Linked DNA regions of Homo sapiens: region 2 is linked to region 1. Evidence: read pairs that join two places in POLR2A ChIA-PET (ENCODE). Cell type or tissue: B cell. All regions are shown on one strand.

Region 1 (5,000 bases):
CTATGGGGTTCAAGAGATTCTCCTGCCCCAGCCTCCCCAGTAGCTGGGACTACAGGCACATAACACCACACCTGGCTAATTTTTGTATTTTTTTTTTGGTAGAGATGGGGTTTCACCATGTTGGCCAGGCTAGTCTCAAACTCCTGGCCTCAAGTGATCTGCCAGCCTTGGCCTCCCAAAGTGCTGGAATTACAGGCATGAGCCACTGCACCCGGCCTGCTTATTAATCAAGATTTTCAAAGTTAGATGTTTAATTAAAGGATAATATGTCTATACCACTCATCCAACAATTTTCACTGTGAAGACCACATTAGCCAGCTCCCAGAGGAGACACATTCTGGTGAGGGGGTGGCTGGGTTCACCATATTCGCTTCTACCATCCTCCAATCCCAGCCTCTCCCTCTACCTGGGGGATTCACTGGAACCATCCATTTGTATTCCCACATTTTTTGTGTTCTTAAGCCAGAAATGTCTCCCATATAGCTTGCCAACTGCCCACCGCTTCCAAACACCTCTATCCTCTACTGCCACGTGAATCTTAAAATAGAGCTTCCACTGTTCAGTTCTCCAGACTCACCAGCCGTTAATAGCCCCTCATCACCTAGAGGATAAATCTATAGTCCTCAGAGCCAAAAGCAGCCCTGCCCTCAGCCTTCTCATCTGGCTCATTTGGGCAATTTCTTCTGAACAGTCTACAGGCGTTCCTATTGGGAACATCTGCTCATCCATCCCACCTGCAATGCCTTTCAAAATGTGATTCAAATTCATCCACTTTACCCTACCTCACACACAAAGGCCTTTCCCTCATTTTCCCCCTCAAAACCCAATGACCACACTGTCTTGCTTGATATGCATTCCCTCCTGTCTCACAGGGCTATTTAACATTTCACTTGTTTAAGTCTTATCCATGTTTCCCTGAGAGCAGGAATTGTGTTTGGTACTCACATGCACACAGCCTGCATGTAACATCACACCTTACCCAGAGTAAAGACTAAAACAAAAATGTAATCATTTAAAACTTATTTTCTTGTTCCTACTTTCAATCAAGGAATCATGAGTCTCAGAGATACTCTAGGCCCCTAAATCTATATTTGTGCCCAGGAGTTGCTGATTTCAGGGATGGGAGTTTCAAAGAGAGGGTGCAGGGTCTTTTTTAAGTCTTGACAATTCCATCCATGGCCCCTTGTAAGTTTTAGAGGTTGTGAAAGATACTGAATCCTTGGGGTTCCATGAACTTGTCTGTAGTGGGTCTGTGCATTCACTCCATCATACTCTTGGTTGGCAGAGAAGCTCAGCCACTTGGGCCACTGGAACAAGGTCATTTGGAGGGCAGAACTCAGCTCTGGGGCAGATCATACGCACAGGATTGGTTTTGGAATCTATCATGTGATAGAGCTTCTCCACCTACCTTCTCTTACTACATTAACCCATAAGAGAGGCTTACCTGTTACCAACTAGTTTCATCACATACTGTCTGGAGATATGACAGGAGATACTGGAACAAGGAACACGCAGACAGTGAAAGTTTATTGATTCAGTTTACATTTAATGATTGATTGGTAGAAAGAGAAACAAGTCCTGAACAAAGTGTGCCCCTCCTTCTTGATGCCCCAAAATGCATTTAAAAATCTCTTTCAAATATACCTCGTATGTACCCTCTGCCTCATACCTAACACTGATCACATTTTGTCCAGTTAGATTGCACCTTTCCTACCTCAGAAAGGTTTACCTGACCTTACTTGACCATGCTAGCGAGGTCTGATCACCATGTTCCATGCACATATTTTAAAGTTGGTGGAGCACTTACTTTGTCCCTGGCCAGCTCCTGCTGGGGAACCTTGTCTTTAAATGGACTGGCCTTAGCCTGTCCCAACATACACATGCCCCAAGATGCTGACAGTAAATTACAACATACTCACTCGAGTCATTACAATTTTTTTTTTTTCAGGAATAAAGGAGGTACGCGCAAGGTCAGAGAGCCTCCTAAAGCAGTTTGGACACATTTCCATGATGCTCTCTGCCTGAGAGCAGAGCTAAAATCATCCACAGTCCTCTACTGCCTCCCCCTCCATGCTACAAAAATGTAAAAGATGCACATTTGCCATTAGGAAAACTCCTCATTGCATTTTGGACTTGAAGTCCACTGGAGTAGGGCCATTTAAAAATGGTCTATATACCACGCTTCATGAACAAGTTTTATTACCCAAACTGAAAAAAATTAGTGATGGAAAAAATAAGGCAGATGTATATTACATCAGAATAACTGCTGCAGAAAAAATTCCAACATCATATTTCATTTGAAGATTTCTTGAATGGCCAAAGAGCAGTATTTGTGAAAATTTTTACCATATGTATTTAGGATACTTTCTTAAAGTTTTATTTTTTAAAGACTTCAATTTAGGAAAACCATGTTTAAAATGCATTGACTTCAACTCATACCTAGTGCTGTAAGAAGTAATGCATCTCCCTTAACGAAATGTCCAGTTACTCCTAATTTTTAAGATTTCATCACTTCTCTCTTAACTTCCCTTAATGAGAAGGCTGAACTAGCTCGCCTAGCTGAATTTATCAGTAGCCCATGCTTGAAAGAGAAATGGTTCTGCCCTCTGTTGGGGGCAACAGGTGTGCTGATGGAAGACAGATGAGCTAATCTGTTCACCTGAATCCTCTCTGTCATGTTCAATTTAGCCTCAGTCTTTAGAAACACAACCTAAAAGGTCTAAGGCAAATAGCAGCTGTCCAAATCAGAGACCAAATTAGAGACCCTGTCCCTGAGTCCAGAAAGGGTAAACATACTCTATTGTTTCCTCACCATTTGTTTTTGGAAACACAAAATTATAGGAGGGGGAAAACCTTATTGTTATTAGAATCATCTTTCAGCAAGAAAGACAATAAATTCTAAGACCCTTAGCCTTTTGTATAACTGTTCAGTCAGGGGAGTGTTAGCACTGTGCTTGTTAATTTAGAATCTAGTTTATGAAGCTGATTATCTTTTTAAAGCAACACATTATCCGTGCTCACAAAATATCATAGTATTACTAGGAATGTAGTTATCACATTATATTGTAATTATCACTTAAATATCTGCGCTGTTTACCAGGAAATATAAGCTCTTCAATGTCAGGAGTTACTCCTTTTTCAAAAAAATCATGGTTCATAACACAACATTTGAAACATGTTTAGCATTAAATAAATATTTATTATTGCTATACTTATCATTAAACTACGCTAGTAGATATCAACTATTGAGTTCTTATTGCAAAAGGCATCGTGCTCAACTCTTTCCATACATTGTCTAATCCTTTATGGCATCCCTATGGGACAGGTATTACCACCCTCTGTTCACAGGTAAGCAAACAAGGCTTAGTAAGGTAGGTAATTGCTCCAGATCATTCAGCTGTGTAGGGAAGAGACAGGCTTCCATCCAGGGCCACCCAACTCCAAACAGGCACGTCCCTAAATGCTACACTAAATATCCATGGACGTCCATGATTCTGAGAACTAGCTCTCTGCACTCACTATTTGTAATCAAAATCAGCAAGTGTTATATTAATAACTTCAGAAACGCTGTCATAGTCAAAAATTTGCATCAAATGTCTTAGAAATGAGCCTAATAGTCACAATACTTTTCATCATCCCCAAGAAAGAGACGAAAAAGTATATTCCCAATAAAATACTTGGATGGAAAGGCACAACTCGAAAAATAAAACATTGTAAAACTTCACTGTAATATGAGAACAAATGAAGAGAGCAGATGATGAAGGTACTGGAATAAATTAAAGAGAGCTCATCTATAAAGCATAGATATCGAGGACAAACTTACAACTTCAAATGAATAAAAACTGTTAATTAAACAGGAGCTTCAGTATACATATAATGTTTGAACTTTGTCATTTAAAAATAGCATTTCGTTTTCTGCACCACTAGAAACTACATTTTGAACACATTCAGGATTTCACAGCTACAATACTAGAAATGTTTATTCCAATTAAATGTTACAATTACTCTACTGTGTATTATCTTTTCCTTTATTTCTCCCTATTTCATCAATTTCTTTTTAAAAATTGTGTAAGTCATGCAGTTTTTGAAACTCACCATCTTACAATGACTTTTATTCTTAAGTATGTCAGATGGACATTTAACTCGATGTGACTTTAAGAACTCTTTCTTTTACGTAATCAATCACTTGTCCTAAAAAGACTAAAGCATGTGCATCAAAACTGTATCTTTTTTTTTTTAAGCATGCAGCTGTCTTTGTCAAGCACTGCATCTTTTCAAGGAAATGTCAGCAATGTTATTCTTGGGCCTCCTTCTGCCCAAGAGGCCAAGGAGGGATGAACAATGACGGCAACAAGACACTTAATCAATAGCAGTCACAGCACCATTTTTTATCCTCCAGAATCTTCATTTTCAATGAGGTTTACATCATTAAAGTAAGAAAACAGGACCGTCAATCTCCATTGGCTTCAAGTGGTGGACGGAAGAATTAATTTGACTGCCATAAAAATAATGATGTAGCTGTATGCTTTAAACCTTTAAAAATTTATTTTTAGGCTTAAAACCTAGGAGGAGGACAGACATGTTGCCTAGAAATAAAAGCACTGATTTATCAATTCTTTCTTTTTCTTATATTCTAGACAGATTTTTTTTTTAAATTTTATAGATGTGGTCTCACTGTGCTGTCCAGGCTGGAGTACAGTGGCTATTCACAGGCGAGATCATAGCTCACTGCAGCCTCAAACTCCTGGGACCAAGCAATCCTTCAGTCAGTCTCCTGAGCAGCTGAACTACAGGCCTGTGCCATGGGGACTGACTCCACACAGATTTCTAACAGATCTGAATCTTGTAAAGAAAGGCAATAGGTTTCAATCCAAGTCCTTTTAAGGTGTTATGAATAATCCATTTGAAATATATTTATTAGCAGAGGTACCTGTGCCATTGTTTTTGAATCATGTTGACACATGCCATCTCCAACATGTGTTCTCACTATGACAGATTTA
Region 2 (5,000 bases), 170 kb after region 1:
CCGTGTTAACAGCAAACTTTCACACCACCTATACTCCTTGTCCCCACTCTATGTGCAGGGTCTGTCTCCAGTCCTCCCTTACCCAGACAGAGGAACTGCTCCACAGGAACCCAGGAAATGCTCCTGGGTTTAGAGATTGTGATTCAACTTGGTGGGTCCATTTGCCAAATCATACTGTTTTAAAGCCTAAAAATAATGTATCTGTATGTCCAGATAGAACACTGCCCAGGCCACTCTCAGTCCATTCACTAATGAGGACTCCTGCAGGGGCAGGGCAGGACAGGGCGCTGCACCTGCTCACATTTCCTCCAGCCGCCTTCCCCAGTACGAGCTTGAGCATGCGCACCTGCAACATGTGAGGCTCTTATCAGTGATTTTGTTTAACACACTTGTAATAATTAGAAAGTGAAGCAACTAATTCCTGACTTCCCCAAGAGCAGGGCTTCTGTTAAAAGGTGTGGGGAAATGTGACAAGAGGGGAAGTGGAGAGGGGGAAATTGATCCTGAGAGTTTACTCTGCATAGCTTTGAAGTCTCTGCAGTAATGATGAAGACAAGCTAAGGTAATCTAAAACAACAGGTAATCAAAAAGTCATTTATGTTTACCTTTTATCATCAATTATCTTCCTCTTGGCAGCAGTTGAAAAATTATGTTTTACTCAAAAGTCAGGCTGTTGACTTTATTTATACAACACTTGAACTGTGTTGGGTGTCAGCGTGTTAGCCACTGTGGAATTTCAAATTCTGCTGTTTGACAGTACCCGAGAGTTGACTCTGAGAGTGGTCTTCTAATAACTGTATTCTTGGTTCCTAAAATGAGATGTTTTAGCTCAGTGCCAAGAGTGTGAAAACACATGGGGGCATTACATTAGAAACCTGGGACCTGTCAATTAATATCATTTTCCTCCAACATGAAGAAAATACATCCAGAGCTCAGTCTTCTCATTTATGGAATGGGGATAATAATGTGTAGCTTGCCTTTCATAGTTGTCTTTTAGACCAGGAAAGATAATGTATAAGAAGCACCTAGAATCATCTTTGACATGGGGTGGGAGCACAGCCTATTATGATGAGACATATCCCTGAAAAAGAGTCCCTTTGAGTGTCTTCGTCTTTCCGGCTGAATCATCTGCTGATTCAAGAAGAGGAGGCCATATGCAGACAGCACAAAGGGAACTCCCCCATGGAGCTTCAGATGGTAGCCCTGCACTCACTTAATTATTCACGCCAGCATGAAATCTGCCTGACATCCCTCTTCCTCATCCTCTTGACAGCAACAGCATTAAAGGATTAAGTAGTATTTGGGGCTCTGAAGGGGCCTGAAGAGTGTTTGTGTACAAAAGGAAGAGCTCACAATCCAAGTACATAAGACAGCGGACATCACTTGGGTTTACATTGACCTCCTCTGTATCTAGGCAATGGTCTCTTCAAAATCAAGCACCACACCCCCAATGGCTGCAGTTCTCCATCCTGGTTAAGGCCTCTCCTTCTGAGGAATGACTTCTTCCATTTAACAGTCAGTCTAACCCTGAGGGCTGGAGAGGGCCACAGAGGTCATTAACACAACCTCTACACCTGCTGAACAGTGTGGCAGGAAGAACATAGGGCTGTGGAGTGAGAAGACCTAATAACCCAAGAGCTACCTTGGCCACTGACCAAGTGGGGGCACCTTGGGAAAGTTACATCCTCTGAGACTCTGTTTTCTCATCCACAGGATGAGGAAGTTGCATTAGATGGATTTTCTGTGTCATCTTGCTTGGGCCATGGGGTGCCACACATTTAGTCAAACATTATTCTGGCTGTTTCTGGATAGAAGTAACATTTCAATCTGAGTAAAGCAGGTTGCCCTCCCTAACATGGGTAGGCCCCAGACAATTGGCTGAAAGCCAGAACAGAATCAAAAGGCAGACCCCTCCTAGATATAAGGGGGAATCTCTTTCTGCTTGACTGCCTTGAGCCTGCGACATCAGTTTTTCCCTGCCTTTGGACTCAAAATGAAACACTGGGTTTTCCTAGGTCTTAAGTCTGCCAGCCTTTGAACTGGAACTCACACCACTGGCTCTCCTGCATCTCCAGCATGCTGAGTCATTCTGCAGATCTTGGAACTTGTTGACCTCCATAATCACATAAGCCAATTCCTTATCCTAAGGATTTACGTGTATTGTTTTCCATCCATCCTATTGGTTCTATTTCCCTGGAAAATCCTAATACAATCCCCAAAGATGAACTTTCATTTCTAACCCCTACCAAATGGCCATCTGATCCACTTGTACACCTCTTAGAGACAAGACTGCACTGCTCCCTGTGGCACCTCACCCTGCTCTAAGGGCAGTGGAGGTCAGCCTCTTGGGAAGCACTACCCCAGGTGACTCCAAAGCTGAACCAGCCACATTCCCACCCACAAAGAGTGTTTCTCCAACAGGTGTGATTTGACCTGAGCAGATACAGTAGAAATTTTATCCCTGCTTTCACTGTAATTATGTCAATGTAGGCTGAGATTGCCTTGGTTGTTATTGTTGGGTTTTATCTCGTTTTGGGTTTCCTGGTTATCACATACTGTTCGTTGGCTCATATTGAGTCTGCAGTTAACCCTTAACTCATTTTCACATCCATTTCACTGGGTGTGGCCAAATCACCACCTGACACTTCTGAAAGAGACTTTTAGTACATAGGGAAGGCCTTTATATTTTTTACTATACCAACATCATCTTGTTACCTTAGGGCCAGAATTTTTGCAGTTCTTACCCTGTCATCTAAAGAACCATGTCCACCTCTCCCTCTGTGTCATCCAGAGATTGGATTGCACAGTACATCATTAACCCTCATAGGAAACAGGAGATGGCACACACGCCCTTGCTGCACTCCCCACTAGCACCCTCCCTCCTGGCCAGTGGTCTCCAGCTCTGACTTCACATTACAATCACCTAGAAATCTTAAAAAAAAAAAAAAAAGAAAAGAAAAGAAAAGAAAGAAAAATGCCAGGCTCAACCTCTGATTCTGATTTAGTTGGAGGGGCTGAGGAGGAAAGATGCTTGGGCATTAGTAAGAATGCTTTAGGTGATTCTAATGTACAGCAGGCTGAGAACCAGTGTTCTGTCTAGGCCAGAGATCAGCAAACTTTGTCTGTTAAAGAGCCAGAAAGCAAATATTATAGGCTTTGCGGGCCAAATGGTCTCTAAAGCAACTGCTCAGCTCTGCTACTGTAGCACGAAAGCAGCCTTAAACAATACATAATAAACAAATGGGCACAACTGTGTTCCAATACAACTTTATTTATAAAAACAAGCAACAGGCCATTTTGCCCCAGAAGCTATTTCATTAGTTGATCAATCTGTTCATCACCCAGTTTTAAAATAGTTGTGGGCCCAGCACAGTGGCTCACACCTGTAATCCCAGAGCTTTCAGAGTCGGAGAAGGAAGGACTGCTTGAGGCCAGGAGATCAAGGTTACAATGAGCTATGATCATGCACTCCAGCCTGGGCAACAGAGTAAGACCCTGTCACTTAGAACAAAAAAAAAAATCGCTGTCTCTCTCTCACACACACACACACACACACACACACACACACACACACACACTGGTTATGGCAGCAAATATAAACTCATCAAACTGTATTATCACGCTAGTCACATCTCTCCATCTTGTCTGTGACACCAGAGACTCTCAAAGTGGCTGGCTGAAATCAATATTCACTCTCTATCCGGCATTCCCTTCATGTATCAGACGAATGATCCCATCTAAACAAGAAAAAGACTTGTTCTTAGAGGATCCTTTCTGTCTCCCATTACTCACTGCTGCCTTATTATATGTTCACAAACGTCTGCTTAATATTGCTTCTAGAATTCCTCAGAAACTGACTTAAGCTCACCCATCTGTAGTTTCCAAACCATGCTTTCCCCCTTGAAAGCTGGGACATGTTTGTCAAAATCATTTACAATCTTCTGGCATCCTATTCTCCTTGATTCACAAAATATTATCTAAAGTGGTTCCACAATCACATCTGCAAGTTCCTTCCGTGCCCAGGAGGCGTAAAGGCATTTTTTTAGTCATTCTCATTATCTCTTCTATCTTGGGTTTTAATGTCTCCTAACCATGTTTATTCTACCCTTTCCAACTTAAAGATCATTTTTCCTGATAAAGATGATAAAATCAAAATAGAAGTTGAGCAGTTCTGTTTTGTCCATGTCATTTGTTTACTCTATACCATCTGTTCTAAATAAGGCTATGTCCTTTTTTGTGGGGAGTGCTCCAAATAGTATTGTTTTAAAACTCTTATATACAGGCAACCACACTTTCTGGTTCACCTCAGGCACTCTGGTATATACTGTCTGCCCTGGGGTAAATACGAATAGAGGCCTCTTTACTCTGAAAAGTGTCTGGTTTTTTGAACAGCTGGTTCAATAAGTAAAGCTGAAGAAATGGTAAAGCACTCCACAGGGTTCATGGGCTCTCAGGTCTTCCACACATTCAAGAAAAAGAGAAAACTATTTCTGTTGAAAACTTTGGCCACACTGGGCCAGGCATGGTCACACCTGTAATCCCAGAACTTTGGGAAGCCAAGACGGGTGGATCACCTGAGATCAGGAGTTCGAGACCAGCGTGGCCAACACGGTGAAACTCTGTCTCAACCAAAAATACAAAAATTAGCCAGGCATGGTGGCGGGCGCCTGTAATCCCAGCTACTCAGGAGGCTGAGGCAGGAGAATCACTGGAACTCGGGAGGCAGAGGTTGCAGTGAGCTGAGATCACGCCACTGCACACCAGCCTGGGCAACAGAGCAAGACTCTGTCTCAAAAAAAAAAAAAAAAAAAAAAAACTCTAGCCACACTGGATTCATATCCTAGGCCTGCCACTTACTAGTTCTATGACCACAGGATAAGTTACCCAATCTCTTTAACTCTCAGCTCAACTCACTGGAATCTCTGTGCCTATTTAATACTAAATGCATGATTAAAGCACATAGCATTTACACATATCACATGATAAATGCTCAAGACCAA

The links. Peaks named below come from ENCODE experiments on the same cell type or tissue, not always from the same donor. Only the 100,000 strongest peaks of a DNase experiment are listed, where the experiment ranks them.
Region 2: POLR2A ChIA-PET joins it to region 1 with 7 read pairs; 2 of 35 experiments call an interaction of 5 or more read pairs at or near these places.

Annotation. Positions count from the first base shown.
Region 1 is chr2:99,884,487-99,889,486 of GRCh38, forward strand. The region is part of intron 7 of AFF3 (ALF transcription elongation factor 3); the gene reads right to left. Among named protein-coding and RNA genes, the nearest start is that of AFF3, 260 kb to the right of the region's middle. In B cell, no CTCF peak of the experiment used is centred here; no DNase peak of the experiment used is centred here.
Region 2 is chr2:100,052,529-100,057,528 of GRCh38, forward strand. All of the region lies in intron 4 of AFF3 (ALF transcription elongation factor 3), which reads right to left. Among named protein-coding and RNA genes, the nearest start is that of AFF3, 88 kb to the right of the region's middle. In B cell, no CTCF peak of the experiment used is centred here; no DNase peak of the experiment used is centred here; H3K27ac peaks cover 2,333 bases.